Regions from separate parts of the Mus musculus genome. Here region 1 is linked to region 2. The links are chromatin loops, found by intact Hi-C in ENCODE. Cell type or tissue: left cerebral cortex. All regions are shown on one strand.

Region 1 (8,000 bases), 170 kb before region 2:
TCTCTTTCATAATATTACATTAAAAATGGATTTCTGCCTTACCTAAGGGTTGTAACTTGTCCTCATGTAGCCTCTGTCTTAGCTTTAGTTCTCCAAGGAAACACCAAGACAAAGATTTATAGGCAAACAGTACCCTACGGGAGTAAAGAGGAAGGAATACCACCAGGAACCAGGAGAACAAGAAAGTAAAATGAGGGCAATCGATGAAAGATGTGTCAGGAAACCAGCTCCCACAAGCAGGGCCAAACTCAGTATACAAAGCACATCACTCAGAGGAAGGGAGCTGGGGTATGTATCAACCCTCACGGGCAGCCAAGGGGGGCGATTCCTGGACCCAGTGGTATTTTTCCACACCCCACTGGACAGGCATAGAATGTTAGTCACAAAAATCTATCAAAGGAGGGCAACCCTGTATGCATGGAAAAATAGAAAAATGGACCCTATAGATATGTGAAATTAATACATGTGAATGAAAAGAAATGCAAGTGCTATGAGCCAGGGCATGTGGATGGAGATTCCCTGAAGTGCTAAGGGTAAGAGGTTCTGTCTGCTGCCTCGACTATACTATGACACCCTCAACCAGGTTCCTCATCCATCTGTGTTGGGAATGCTTAGGGAAACACACTTAAGCTTTCCATTGCCTAACGAAGGGACAAAGGTAGATGATATACAAGGTTCCGAAGATTCTGTAACTTCTCTTTGGATTACTTTCCATCAGGTATTCAAGTGCATACCCTGCACTCTCTCTCACCGGGCAGTAAGCCATCAGATCTAACAAGCTTCTTGACCTATAACTCATTTGCGTGTCTGGCTTCCCCTGCCACTTCAGAAGAATTTGAGTGCAGTCTGTTTTCACTATGGAGAATACTTTGAGAGGTGACAGAAAGTAAAGCCATCTGTGGTACCTCTCTGGACCTGAGGAAACTGTGTGACTATCTCCAGAAAAGGCAGCTAAGGTGATTTTCTCTTTTGGACCTCAGACCTGAATGAAGGACATTTACTATATGACAGGAATGTTAAGCACTCGACATCCACCAACTTTCAAACCCTCACACCAGTCCCTATGAAATAGGCCTGAGAGTTGAAAAACTAAGTCAGAGGTTTAAATTTTTGCCTGATCCCCAGCTGTCAGCCAATATTAACAAACTATACATAAACAATATATAGTCATCTTAATAGGCTAATAAAAATACCTGATGAAATCAATACTTATTTTTAATAAAAATTCTCAATAATCTAGGAACAAAGGGGAACTCTCTCACTTGATAAATAAGGACTTAAAAATTCCTACAGCATGTATTTTATTTAAGAGCTAGAGGTAGTATCCATTTCTCAAAACAATAGGCAAGACAAGGCTATCTAGTCTTTCTACTTCTGCAAAAAATTATACTATCAAAAAATTATGCAATTTCTAGTTAGCGTAATAAAGCAAGAAAAATAAATAAAATTAGAATATGTGTTATAGATACATATATATGTAGTATAGAAAATAGGATAATAAATAAAAATTAGAATGACAAAGTAGAAAAATCTCATTATTTACAGACATTGTAGCCCTTTGTACAGAAAACTTAATGCAGTGAATGTAAATCTATTGGAAGTAACACATGAGTTTCATGAGCTTACAGAATACAAAGTAGATATATAAAATCTATTGTGCCTTAAATGCTATCAGCAACCGAAACTTAAAATGAAAATGTCAAAACTAAAAGAAAAAGGTTTAAGAGCCCATATGTTTTAGCACTAAAACTATAAATAAAGGATGATGCTGATAAAATGGTATACAAAAATCTGCACACTGGAAATGATAAAAGATTGTTTGGAGATGCTAACTACCTAAACAACTAAAGATCTGTGTCATACTTAAGTGTCAGAAGGCTCAAAATTAGGGTGCTTTCAGTTCTCTCTAACTTGATTTATAAAATTAAAAAGAAGAAAAGAACCTGTTCCTTTCAGTTAAATTAAATGATGAGACAAACCAACAAGTTTTATAAATTTCATCATAAGCCAAAAAAAAAAAAAAAAAAAAAAAGGATTATCAGAAGAGGGAAGAGAAGGCTGCAAACATCAAAGGAAGTAAAACATAAAGGTTTGAGAGAAAGACAAGACAGAAGAATCACACAACACCTAGAATCTAATAAAACAGTGTGAAAGGTGTTAATCAACACCCGCCTCTGCACACACAGTTGGCGCTCTTCCTTGCTCCGTGAGAGAGAACAACCATGGTGCTTACTTCCTGTTAGCTTTCTTTCTGGGATCTCACTTCCTGTTGCTGCCTCACATCCTCAGGAAGCAAAGCTACGTGTAACATTCCTATTCCTGTAGGCGCTCACATGACATCAAGCCTTGTAACATTCCTATTCCTGTAGGCGCTCACATGACATCAAGCCTTGTAACATTCCTATTCCTGTAGGCGCTCACGTGACATCAAGCCTTACCAGCCCTTTGAAAATCACAATGATGGTTCCAAAGCAGGTTATTTCCTGGAAGCTTCCAACTTATATAACAGATGAAAGGGTCTGGCTATTTTTGCCAGCTTTTAACTTTACAACCTTTAACTTGCCTCCTTTATCGTTTTAATTCCCACTGTAAAGAAAAGGCACATCGTTTCCCTTTATAACTATGTGCGATTTGAGAAAGGCTAACATTTTTAAGGTAAAAAGAAGCAAGACATAGAGGGAAAGAAGCTTGTGAAAACAACCAAGGCTTACCTAATAAATTGTTTGTAGGATTTTATTTTCCTCAAAGTTTGTAAACCCTGCAAACCCTGGTCTTGTTTGATTTCCAACTGCTGTGGTTTCCAATTAGCCTCTTTCCTTGATCAGAAGGTGGGCTTTCATATGCCTTCTCAGAGGTTATCTTAGACTGTTGGCAAGACTCTAACTGGCTATGATGAAAACAAATCTTATTTTGAATGAATAAAAGCATATGGCTCGTAGGAGTTGTTTTGATTGTGAGAGAGAAAAAGGGAATGTGGAGCTTAAAGGTTCCAAATCTATAAATTAAAATAGGCCAGTTGTGGGAGGAGGGAAAATCTGAGAGGTACACCTAAACTGTGCTTAATTTAAGACCTAAATAATTGATTGTACAGGTTGGGTTGAAATGTATAGAAAGATGCATTTACTAGCATGTCTTACACATGGGTATATGTTTATATGAGTTTGTAATGTCTAGCATGTAGTCATATTAATGGACATTTTCTCATTTATTCTTCAGTCCAATATCTTCTATATTCTGTCCTACCTGTCTTATATGCTTAGCCAGGTATACATATTCTATAGAGGTTTTCAGTTCTATTGACCAGCAAGAAAATGCAAAAGAAAACCCATCTGCTGTCAAAGTTGGCAAGTAGACAGCTAAGCGCCTGCATGCGTGCCTTCAACAAGTTCCTCACTAACAACAGTCCCAATGATTTATCATGTCTGCATGGTAGACACTATAAAGGATTCTGTCAAACTAAAGTATCCATTAAGATTATAGTCCATCAGCTTAACCTCTCCTACGAGGCAGGGGAGTAATTAGATCTGTGCTATGAGCAAAAGCTGAGCAGAAGATCCTTACTGTGATCATGTTTCAGGCCAACTAAAGTTATGGACAATGACAGGCTCTTCTGACTGTCTTGGAGCATATGTAGCATGTAGCGCTCACAGTGTGGGCATTACCATTGCAACACGTGGCATTCACGATGCTGGCAGTCCGTATTGAGAGGGTTGTATGTGCAAAACACACACTGGAATTTGAACCCCAGAGATTGAAAGAGAACTAAAAAAAAGGTCATTAACAAATTTTATACTACTTTCATGTTACAATAAAGTAATTTAAACAAGGGGTAAAATAAAATATTCTGTTCAGATCAGTTCCATCTCTTGCTTTTTATTTTATTTAAGGTAGCTACTAGGAAATGCAAAAGTACATTGCATGTCTTGTATTCTATCTGCTAGACAGCACTGTTCTGAATGGTAGGGATGGATAGCTCCTATGACCTCACTACTTAGTCTATTTTAAAAGCAACACAAAGAGCATATTATTCCCCTAAGAGTCACATGTGTTCACATGTGTAAGAAGTCTAATCCCCAAGGAGCCAAGCAAGCTATTCTGGATTTCTCTTTTCAGAGCTAAAAACAGTTATCTTCATGGCTCACTGTACAACTTCTTCAGTGACTACCAATTGCCAATGATCACTAAGGCTGCTGTTACTGAAATATCATCATCACCATCATCCTTTAAAAACAGCAAATCATTTTGTGGGTTAGGAGTGGGAACATTTTGGGGGTAATAGCTAGATCCCGAATTGTTACCCCAGACTCTAAGCTCATGCCTTGTCATCCCATTGCAACTCCCAATGCTTCAAACACATTGATTTTTTTTAAACGTTCCCAAAATATATTGTAACTTTCATGCTTCCACATCCTTTTCACATATTTTCTACTTCTTAGAATGTGACTTCCTTTTTCTGTCTGTAAAACTCCTACACATATATTAACATAACACAGGCACCCCCTCGTTTGCAGAATAAACCTGCCCTCCTCCAGTTATTCTGGTTTTACTTTTGAATCACTGTGGTGCAGCAACTGTTTGATCATGTAAACAGAGCCCAGATCATGTAATCTGTACCATTCTCTGTGCCCCCAACTCTATAGAGTGCTGAGCCTCTGTGTGCACATATGTGTCCGTGCATGTGCCTATGTGGACCTTTGCAAACACATACACACAGGAAGGAGAAATCTAAGAAAGTTATATTCCAGATATTTTGGTGCATATCTACCACTAGATTGATAATGGGTAATGTTAAAAAATATTGTAAAATATATAGACAAATTTTCCATCACAACCATTTGTAAATGAACACTTCAGTAGGTTTAACTGTATTCACATTTTGCAACACATTCCCAGTTTTCATCTCTCAGGACTGAAACTCTAGATCCATCAAACTCGAACTCCTCATGATTCTTCCTTCAGGCCCCTGGCAAACAGCATTCAACATCTCTATGACCAAAGCTATACAAAGTACCTCTTATAAGAGAAACCATATAGTATTCCCCTTTTCATGACTGGCTTATTCTCCAAGGTTCATATACATTGCCACATATATCAGAACTTTCTTGTCTATAGACACTACAACTTGTTTTTTATTCTCCCATCACTAGGCATGAGGGCTGACTGTACCTTTAGCTACTGTGAAAGGTGCCTCTGTGCATGTGAGGATGCAGGGATCAGCTAGAGTCCCTGTCTTCAGTTCTTTACAAATAGGCCTGGAGGTAGAGTTGCTAGAGCATGTGGCAGTTCCCTTTTGAATTCTTGAGAAATTCCAACAGTGACATCACTGTACAGCTCTTCTCCAAGTACAAGTGTATTCCAATTTATCCACATGCTTGCCAGTAATTCTTCCCTTCCCTTCTCTTCCCTTCCCTTCCCTTCTCTTCCCTTCCCTTCTCTTCCCTTCTCTTCCTTTCCCTTCTCTTCCCTTCCCTTCTCTTCCCTTCCCTTCTCTTCCCTTTCCTTCTCCTCCCTTCTCCTCCCTTCACCCTTCTCCTCCCTTCCCCCTTCTCCCCACTTCCCCATTCCCCCTTTCCCCTTTTCCCTTTTTTCCCTTTCCCCTTTTCCTTTTTCCCTTCCCTTCCTTCCCTTCTCTCTCCCCCTCCCCTTCCCTTCCCCCTCCCCCTCCTCCTCTCCCTTTCCCTCTCCCCTCCCCCTTTCTTCCTTCCTTCCTTCCTTCCTTTCTTTCTTTCTTTCTTTCTTTCTTTCTTTCTTTCTTTCTTTCTTTCTTTCTTTCTTTCTTTCTTTCTTTCCTTCCTTCCTTCCTTCCTTCCTTCCTTCCTTCCTTCCTTCCTTCCTTTTTTTATGATACAGCAGCCATGGCTCTGGTATAAAGTAACTGTTAGATCAGAACTTTCCCAAAGACTTTTGACATTAAGCACCTGTTTATACACTTGCTAGTAACCTGTAGATCATCTTGGGAGAAATGTTAATCGAAGTCCTTTGTCCACTTTACATCGAGTTATTATGATTTGCTTATAATATCTGGATTTTAGAAGTACTTTCTATATTCTAGATATAAACTGCTCATCACATAAATCAGAGCTACTTTCTTTTTCTTTTTACTCTATTTGTAATGTCATTTCATTAATGGAGGCTTTAAACTTTTGATATGATTCCGTTTATCTGTTTTGACTTCAATTGTCCATATTTTGGCTTTATACCTGAGGAATCACTGTTAAGTCCAATAGCCCAGTGCCATGAGCTTTCTGTCACAGTTTTATTTTTAGTCTTATGCTTTGAGTTTGTTTCTTTAGTTTGTTGCTTTGAGACAGGATACCCCTATGTACCCTAGCAAAGCCTTTAGCTCATAACTCTTCTCCTTTTGCCTTCAGAGTCCCAGAATTACAGGAATGCACCACTATATGGGTTCTTTTCTATAGTTGTAAACCTTGGACTCTGGCTCCTGAATTTGAGCTAGTTTTTAAATATGGTGCATAGATTTTATTCTTTTGTAGGTACAAAAATTTTTCCCAACATTATTTGTTAAATATATCCCTTTCTCATGGTTGTGGCACCCTGCTGAAAACCATTTGCTCATACGTGTGACACCATATGCCTGGATGTCTGTTTGGTACCATTGAGCCACATGTCAGTCTTTTTAGCCCTGCCATGTTCTCTGGTCCCCTGTGGCTTTGGCAAAATTTAAAATCAGTCAGCGTGAAACCTCCACTTTGTCATGATAGTTATAGCTATTTGGGATCCATTTAAGACTCTACATGAATTTTAGGATATGGTTTTCTATTTATGGAAAAATATTGTGATTTTGATATAGAGTGCATAAAATATTAAGAATAGTTTTATTAGGCTGTCATATTAGCAATATTCTACTTATGTCTTATAAATTTTCTTTCAGAAATAGTTTGGATAACATTTAAATGTAATTGCTTTCTTAGATTGCTTCTCAGATTATTTACTAATGGTTTATAGAATTGATTTTTGTGTGTTGATTATATGTGTTGATGTATGTAATCTTAGGGTTTTTTAAAATATAGGATCATGTTTCCCTCAGAATAATTTTATCAGTACATCCAAATTTGGATTTAAAAATAATCACCTGATTGCTCTACCAGACCTTTCAAGACTATGCTGAATACAAATGACATCCTGGTCACGTTCCTTGCTTTAGACAACAATCAACTTTCAATCTTTCACCACTGAGTGTGCTAACTTTGGATATTGATGAGCTTTTTATATTTTCTTATTATAAATTTTATAAGCATTATGTAAATTTGTTTGCAATCCCATGAAAATTCAGTCAACAAACAAAAACTTTTTGGGCATATTGCGACTGAATTATTTTATCAAAAACCTATTCTTTGCTCAAATATAACAGATGATGTGATCAGAAATAAGAGCTAAACATGAAGCATGGCATATTTTTGTTTTGTCACAAACAGAACTGAGTGATCTGGATAACATAGGAAGAGATCCCCACTTTAGATCACAAACTCTTCTTTCTTGACATGGGTTGTCTTTGTGATTAGCACCATGAGGTCACATGTCACAGTAGAGTCTTTCTCTCATGATTTTTCCACAGGGAACATTCACACTTTAGAGTTATGTATTTTTACTTTTTTTTTTTTTTGGTACCAGGGGTTGAACCAAGGTTTTATGCACACTACGTGGGTACTCCACCCCAACACCATACCTACCTTTGTCATTTGAAATGATGCATGGCACGCCTATATGTTAAGGAGCGATGGCTGAGAAACTTATGCTCTGACTTCAGGATGGTATTCAAGGATAATTTGAAGAGGGTCCTTGCCCCAGAAGTCAGAGATGACCAACAATTTCAATGGCCCTGAGGATAGTCCATTGAGTCCTAATTGTGGATGCTGGAGAGCATCTTCATTTCTGAATGTGACTAGCTGGGAAAACCTGGGTGCTTTGGGGAAATGGCCCTCATCATTTCATCAAGGAAGGGTTGCACACAGCCTCTACCCTCAAAGAAGATAACAGAA
Region 2 (8,000 bases):
TATGTACAGCAGCTAAAGTAGAAAAGGAAGAGGAGGGAAGGAAGATAGGCAAGATTACTTAAATAACTTGGGATGGTCTGGGTTCCACCATCAAATAAATTATTGACCCGCTTCACAGTCATGGTTGGGAGGACCTGCATCCTTGAGTCAAAGAAAAGTGCTTTTGCTGAAGAAAGCCTTTGCACTCACTGGACTCCCTGACAGAACATGTTCCCCTGCTGATGGCAGCGCACAGTGACCCTTCTCTCGAAAATCTGATGGACCCGTGACAAAGATGGGAAATGAGGCTGGTTAAGATGGAGTCTTACCCAGTGATGTGGCCCAGTCAGGTGAGTTCCCCGGGGATACTCCCCAACAGGACCTTCCTCTGCTAATGCTGTCATTTGCAATGGCCTCACCTAATCACGAGGCACACAAAGACACACAAGTTCTCCTGGCTATTAAAGGCACTGATTAGAAAAATGCAACAACATAAATGGACAAGAAGTACTTTACTGCTTACAGGAGTCCACAGGAGTCAACAGAAACTTCAGGACTACTGCACGTATTTAGAAGTAGGAGAGACGATGCATGTGGATGGAGTGAGACAGACTACAAAAGGAACTCACAGGTAAAGCAGCTGTTGGCAATTAGAGCTGTGACCTCAGAAATGAAAGCCTGTGTCAGAGTAGGAAACCTGGGCCACACAAGGTGGTCCCATGGGTAAAATGGCTTCCTGTGCAAGTCTGATGACCTGAGTGAGGTCCTCAGACCCTACTGAAGGCAGAAGCAGAGAACTGATTCTACCAGTTAACCTTCTGACCTCCACACACATGCTTCTGACACATGACACACATCATACACACACACACACACACACACACACACACACACATCAAGTAAAGTTTATTTTTAAGGGGAGGAAAGTTCTTAAAAAAAAAAAAAACTTGTGGAAGAGCTGGAGAGATGGCTCAGAGATTAAGAATACTGGCTGCTATGCCACAGGACCTGAGTTTGATCCCCAGCTCCCATATGACAGCTTGGAACCCTCTATAACTCCAGTCCTAGAGGATCCAACATTCACTTCTAGCCTCCTCAGGCACTAGGCATACATGTGGTACACAGACATACATGTAGTCAAAATGCCCACATGTGTAAATATAAATAGGTAGGTAGAGAGAGAGAGAGAGAGAGGAGAGAGAGAGAGAGAGAGAGAACCAATAACATTAGTAGACATCAGAGCAAAGGTCTGGCGCAATTACATATTACTGTATACTTACCTGTGAGAAGCAAGGCAGAAGGATCATGAGTTCAAGGCCAGCCTGAGCTGTATAACAAAGTTTATCTCAAACAGAAAAAAAATCAATAAAAAAGGTGAAAGTAGAAAAAAAAAGACAGTCTAGGAGGTACCCTTAGGAACCCAAGTGAACAAGGATGTGAACATCACAGAGGGCAAGTCTCCAGGCCTGGGTGACATTCACTTCCAGATTTGAAGACTAAGAGCCTGGACAGACACATACCCACAGCAGTCTTTATAACATCACTGGCACTGGGAGCAAATAGCACATGAGAAGCAGAGAAAATCACATACATGTCTGACAAAAAAGGAGATGGAGTCTAAAAGCAGTAAAAAACCAGGACAGCATCAGACTTCTTAATGGCATCTTTAAAGAAAGATAGCCAAGAGACATCATCAGATCCTCAGGGAAAATGAGGTCCACCCTACATTCTTTTCCTTTTATCTTAGATTTAAGGTCAGCCTTAAAACCATAGCCCTCCTGCCTCTGCTCTCCCAAGTTCTAGCATTACAGGTGGGTAACCTAAATTATGAGCCCGATCTATCTGACATGTGGGGTCAGGAGAAGGATTATATCTTCAAACATACAGGGTGTCAACCCTGTGCTTTCTCTGCCTTATTATGGGGGCATCTGGAACATGTGATATCCAAAACGACAAGTGCAGGGATGCACCGAGAGGGATACACACATGACTTCCTGGAAGACACTTCCGGGGCAGAGTGGAGAGAGATGTGTGCAGCATAGAGCTGAGGGAAGGTGGCAAGATGACAGCTAGACAGCAAGATGACCAAGCCACCTGAGCAGACAACGAAAGGCCGGAAGAATCTGGATGGAGATCACTTCCAAGAGAACCCCCCCCCCCCGCCCCCGGAGAACTTAATGTCAGCATACACATGGGGATAAGACGAGGCTGAGAGAAGAGAGTTTGGCCTGAAATTGTAGCAAAGGTTTAGCCAGCTAAGTTAGAAGAGAGTAGATTTACATTCAGAACTGAAAATTGTGAGTTCAGTGTGTTTCACAGCTCAGCGACATGGAGCCTTTACATGGTCACATACAGTGAGCGTTGCATATTAACCTAGCCCACTGAGGCTCAGACTTGGCACCCACATTTGCCAAGAATCCTAATGCCCACACCACACTCTGCAACAGTCCATTAGCATCTCTGGGTAAGATGGAGACACAAGTGAAGCTCAGAATTCCCGAGGTGACACAGCAGAGAAGACCGGGGAGCAGGAGCTCACCAAAGAGATGATTTTCACCTTCGGCTCTGCTCCTCATCTGTGGTCGCAACTGCTTATAATCCCAGCTTTTAACTGTCGGCTTCATGTCCCACCAGCCCACTAAGTCAAACTGTCCATAAATGAATATTTCACATTCTGTCTGGAAAATGACATTATTGACATCGTGGTGTCGATGTGTAATGGCAGACTGCTCACTGTGGCCCCTTTGTTCTCCCGTGTCCTCCATAGGTTCAAATTCTGGTGGCAGACCAGAGTTAAAAAAAAAAAAAGTCTTTTATCCAAGCTGTAACAAAGCAGCAATGTAAAGGGGGAAATGAAGAGGAACATTGTCAATACTGCAAAAGCTACAAATGGGAAATTCCCTAAACCAGGTAGCAGCTGAGCTGGTTTTATCTGCTCACCCTCCCAGGAACACATAGCTACTGCCGAGCAAAGACTGGATGCTAGATTGCATGGTTTAAATGAGCAACTGGCACTGGTCTTTTCTGACCCCTAGAGCTCCCTGCTAATCCTGAACTCCAAACTTCATATCATAGCCAACCACTTCCATGGTCCCCGTGTGGTTTCAAGTCCATCGAATTTTCACATAAGGCTCAAAAAATGCATATGGCTGTTCTAGTCCCACAAGCATGGACATGATTCAAACAGGAGGGGGAGGATTTAGCCACACAGCTTCCACGTTATAGTTAACTACACTTGAACCCCCCCCCCCCCCCCGTCTAACTTTTGCCAATCTAATTATCCAAAAATAAAAAATAAAAAAGACATCATCTTGGTTATTTTTATGTTCCAATTTCCCACTTGATAATTAAGGGTGGAAAATGTTATTTGTGGCTATTGGCCACCTGCAGTTAGTTGCATCTCTGTCAGTTGTCTGCCTGCATTTATTTTTGTGCACTTTTCTAGGAGTTTGCCTAACTCCACCCCTCCCCCCATCCCTCCCCCTCCCCATCTTCTACTTTCCCTTTGTTTCCCAGATTCCAGAACCTCCAAAGTATCACATGCTGCTCCAGGACACAGTGCATTTCTCATTCGTATCTCCAACAATTCTTCAAAGGTAGCTACACTGTCTCGCTTCTCACAAAGACAAAAGATAGATACTGAGTATCATCTCAGATACAACTGTCAGCCCAACAACCAGTACTGCCTGATTAAAGAGGGCAAATATAAAGAGGCCCAGGTCTCTTGCCCTGAAATCCCAGAAAGGACTCCTTCCAAGGAATCCACTGAGATGAATTTCACAAAAAGGCAGCTAACAAAGATGGTGATGGGGTAGGGAAGCCATCAAAGCCTAAGACTAGCAACAGTGAGGAGCATGGCCCATCCCAAGGCAGAAGTGGATAGAGAGAACAGCACGTGAAGTGCTGGAAGCCCATCATCCCTTGGCTCATAGCAAATCTTGCATCCTCACTACTTCTCATTCTCAGATCCTACATGACAGGATCTTGTTTGAAACTATTTGCAAGCAATGAATAAGACTGGCTGTCAAATAAACTCTACTGAATCAGAACCTGGCAGCCATCAGCCAAAAAGCCTCAAATTACTCTCCTGAGATCATAACCCACTTGCAATGTGACTCTATGGATATTTTTGGAACCCCCTAGACCTCAGTTTCCCCATTAGGATAGTCTCTGTGATATCCTTCTGTCTGTTACCCAAACACACGCATAGAGATTCTCCTTGTGTGCAAGGAACACTCCTTATAGAAGCAAGAGTTGCCAAAGTCCTGCACTATCAGCCAGCTTCCACCAGGCCTTGGAATGCTCAGCAAATAGCTAGTTTTGCAACTCTTTTGGCTTTGCCAACCCTCCAGGGTAAGAAAAAAAAAATCTTCCCACAAGGATTCAAGGCTTGCAAGGAGAGGAAATCTTTGAGAAAAATCTGGGTTGATGAGCAGCTAAGAAAAGGCAGGAGGAAAGAAACACTTCTATATATGTTTGTGCAGAAAATAGAAAAGGTTGAAAGCAACGTGTTTCTAAAATACTGCTTCTATGAAACCAACCTTCTGTTACTCCTTACTCCTTGGCTGACTGAAAAAGGCAGGGCGATTCCCTGTCTTGTGTTCACATCCTCTCTGCCAGTGCTGGAGAATATAGCCATATGCAGCTTCGACACAGGCATGGCCTGGTTCAAATCCTACCACTCTCCAACTGATACCAGGCACAGCCTGGCACTGTTCTTCATCCCAGTGATCTCCAAAGAGAAATGGGTAACTGTGTCAAATCTCCAAGACTAGAACTTACAAAAATACACACATGTCAGCAAGCAGGGGCCTAAAACATGGTACGGGGTTTGTTCTGTTTTGTTTTGATCGTGGGCATTAAAATTCAGAAACCAAAAAGGCTTGTAAACAAGCATAACAAATATATTTTGAGCTCCTGGTACGGGCTGGGTGATAGGGGTGACATGTCAGAATAGATCACAGGGTCTCCGACCTCCCGGAGCTCAGAATCCAGTGAGCAGGAATGTTACTCAAACACTGACCAAATAAATAGATAGCTGCCGACTTTGATAAATACAGTCAACAGAAAGCAGTGTTTCCAGAGGACGCTGTGGGGAGTCTAATATAGTCCAGAGGACCTTGGCCTGGCCATGAAGGATTAAGTAACTGCAGAATTGAAGGATTAGTTAGTTGTGGTGGACACAGCAGTACAGTGGACCTGCGCATGGGAGAAATCTGGGACCAGAAAGGTCACATCCTTGGGAAGTAACAGAAAAAGTCAAGTAAAATCAGAAAAGGGAAGTCCAAGGGAGGGGCTATTGAGCTAGGGGTCTGCAGGCTGCACCCCAAGCCCTCTGATGAGTAAGAGTCCATGGAAGCAAAGACGGACTCTCGGGTTTGCAGTTCGAAACCCTATAGTAGCTCCTTCATCAGTAGTTACCTCCCATCTCCATATCAAATAAGATGAACAGCAATTAAATTTCATGATTGGAGAACATTTCAAAGATATTGCACATGTGCATGAATTTACAGTATATATTCACATGGGTGTATATGCAAATATCTGCATGCAAATGCATATTATATACTTCCTTTATTCAACCACTGGCCACTTTGGGCCATGCCTTCACTCACTCCTAAGTTACAATCCCTTCAGATCTCCAGATGTTTCCAAATACATCAATCATCGTATCTCCCATTATACTGAGAAAGCAGAGACTCTATGTCCCCACTGTTTCAACCTGGCTGGCATTGTTTCTGCCTCGACCAGCAGAAGACCACCATGGCAACAGCACTCTGTGACTTCTGAAGCCAGAGCCTAAAATTTAAGCCCTTCCATCTTGTTTTCAGGAGTGCTGTCTTAGAACCTGGCTGCCATGCTCTGAGGAAGTTCAAGCTGAGCCCCATGGAAAGGCCATGGGTTGGTCTGTGTCAACATCCACATCAGCCCTTATCCATGGGTGTGATGTCCTCTGGGATGATTCCAGAGCTGACTGTCAAATCGGGTGGCTCAGACTTGCAGTTTTCACAGCCGTGGCCTGTGACATAATGGAGTAGAGAAAAGCCATCTGGAACTTGCCCATCCAAACTCCTGAGCCAATTATCCATGAGCAGGAAAGGTGAACAGCTGTTTGGAGTCAAGGTTGGAGCTCATTTGTTAGATAGCCATAATAATGGACATATAAAATATATATCCATGTGTCATACACACACACATACACACATGTGTACACACAGATGTATGTATTTGTGTGTGTGTTCAAATATATGTTTTTTCTTAGTTACACCTCTTAGAACTTCCTAGAGATACGCACAAAAGTGTTTGTGTGTATGTGTGAGATTTTTTTTTTAACCCCTACTCCTGGAGAAAGATGACCATGTATCAAGAAAAGTGAAACACTTCTAAGCCACTCAATACATATAAAAGTAATCTGTTCTCATTGCAAGAATAAATGAAAACTTCATTAGCAAATCTAACACCTTATTTAAATTGGCTTTGAACACAGAGATCAAAAAGGAGATCTTCATTGGCAACCACTAAATAGGGCACCTGGGTTTTGTGTGTCCCCTGCTGCAGGCTCTCAGCACTGAAGACAGTGTTTGCCAGCGAGGTAAATGCACAGAAAGTGTGCTTGGCACAGGGCCTGGCACTTGGGATGCCCAAACTGTAGTTGTTATCATTATTATTGCTTTTGTTGTAGTTAGAATTAAGAATTCTCCTCATTCCAGCACTAACTCTTCCTGACCTAAATTAAACAATCCTCATGTCCTAGCTACACAGAAGGAGAAAACAAAAACAGTATAGATTCTTTTCTATACTTCTAACCAAATACAGAGCTTTGCAAAACAGAAGCAAACTTTTTAGTATATAACCAAATCTGGATTTACTTAGAAATTAAGAAAGAGATCCTAAATTCCATGATTAGAAATGTTAGACATTATGTAACATAACTGCCATACACCTCTATTTGGACTTTCTTATAAAAAGAACTAACCACCCTTTTTATAAGAAAGAAAAAGAACAAGGTGGGGGTGGGAATCATGGGAAACAAGCCTCTGAGAAGATATCTGGTTATCTTTAATAATTACCACATGCCTTTAAACATAAAAATTACCTTTGGTTATTAGGAAGGTACCCCCCCCATGACCATATGAACACCACAGTCTTGCACCCTGAAGCAAGAAACAGAGCTGAGAACAAAGGTCACCTAAGGTTGGTTTATACCTCCACACCTCACTTCCTATATGACTTCACTCAGTCACCTTTTGTGAGTCCCAGTATCTTTAAAATGAGGTGAATTTTGAACCCTTTGCCAATGACACAAGGATAGTATGTAGAATGCCCCCCCCCCAAATTTCAGGATAAGAGTCTCTGCCCTGATGTTTATAATACTAAATGGCAATTCCCTAGGCAAAAATATCATTGGAAGATCTCTATGTGGTAAATAATCTGTTTAAAATTATCTCGAAAGAAGACTGTGTCTTGCTGCTCCAACACGGCTGTGCTTCACCTATTGAAAACATCAGTATCTAATGCAAGAAAAGGTGACTAGAGACCGAATTAAGACTAGCAAGTCATAGAGTTGGGGGTGGGGGCTGTAAACAGAGCCTGCGTAGCAAGGTCATTAGCATTGTTGGGTTTTTCCCAACTAAGTCTTCTTGCTATGCATGGAAGTGTTCATAAACTGGACATTAGCAGACAGGCTAGAGAAGTGAGAAAGAGAAGAGAAAGATAAACAAGAGAAGGAATGAGATGGGGGCATGCTATGGAATGATGTCTGAGTCAGTAACACCTGGAGAGAAATGTCAGGAAAACTATCTCAAAAGGGAAGAGTAGTCATCAGATTCTAAGTTCACAGTGTGTGATGCCTTATCAGCCCAGATATTCCAGCATCTGGTGGTAGCAGGAACGGAAACCCCTGCAATTGATCCACTTAATCCTATGGATCACATTCAACATCCAGGACAAATGTCTTTTATGCCCTGCAAAGTGCTGGGAAGCCTGTTACTCACAGGCTCCAACCTGTAGAGAAACGGCCA

What was found. Peaks named below come from ENCODE experiments on the same cell type or tissue, not always from the same donor. Only the 100,000 strongest peaks of a DNase experiment are listed, where the experiment ranks them.
Region 1: it touches region 2 in a loop (9-fold over the local background); 3 of 42 quality-filtered maps call a loop at or near these places.

The regions. Positions count from the first base shown.
Region 1 is chr2:145,339,639-145,347,638 of GRCm38, reverse strand. The region is part of intron 2 of Slc24a3 (solute carrier family 24 (sodium/potassium/calcium exchanger), member 3); the gene reads right to left. It overlaps Gm52528 (a long non-coding RNA gene), which reads left to right. Exons shown (of 3, transcript XR_003953926.1): 3 at 1-5,459. Among named protein-coding and RNA genes, the nearest start is that of Gm52528, 18 kb to the left of the region's middle. In left cerebral cortex, no CTCF peak of the experiment used is centred here; DNase peaks (open chromatin) are centred at 2,898, 3,390, 4,471, 5,135 and 1 more place; H3K27ac peaks cover 1,534 bases.
Region 2 is chr2:145,169,664-145,177,663 of GRCm38, reverse strand. All of the region lies in intron 1 of Slc24a3 (solute carrier family 24 (sodium/potassium/calcium exchanger), member 3), which reads right to left. Among named protein-coding and RNA genes, the nearest start is that of Slc24a3, 5.9 kb to the right of the region's middle. In left cerebral cortex, a CTCF peak has its summit at 4,264; DNase peaks (open chromatin) are centred at 4,394 and 4,507; H3K4me3 peaks cover 467 bases; H3K27ac peaks cover 763 bases.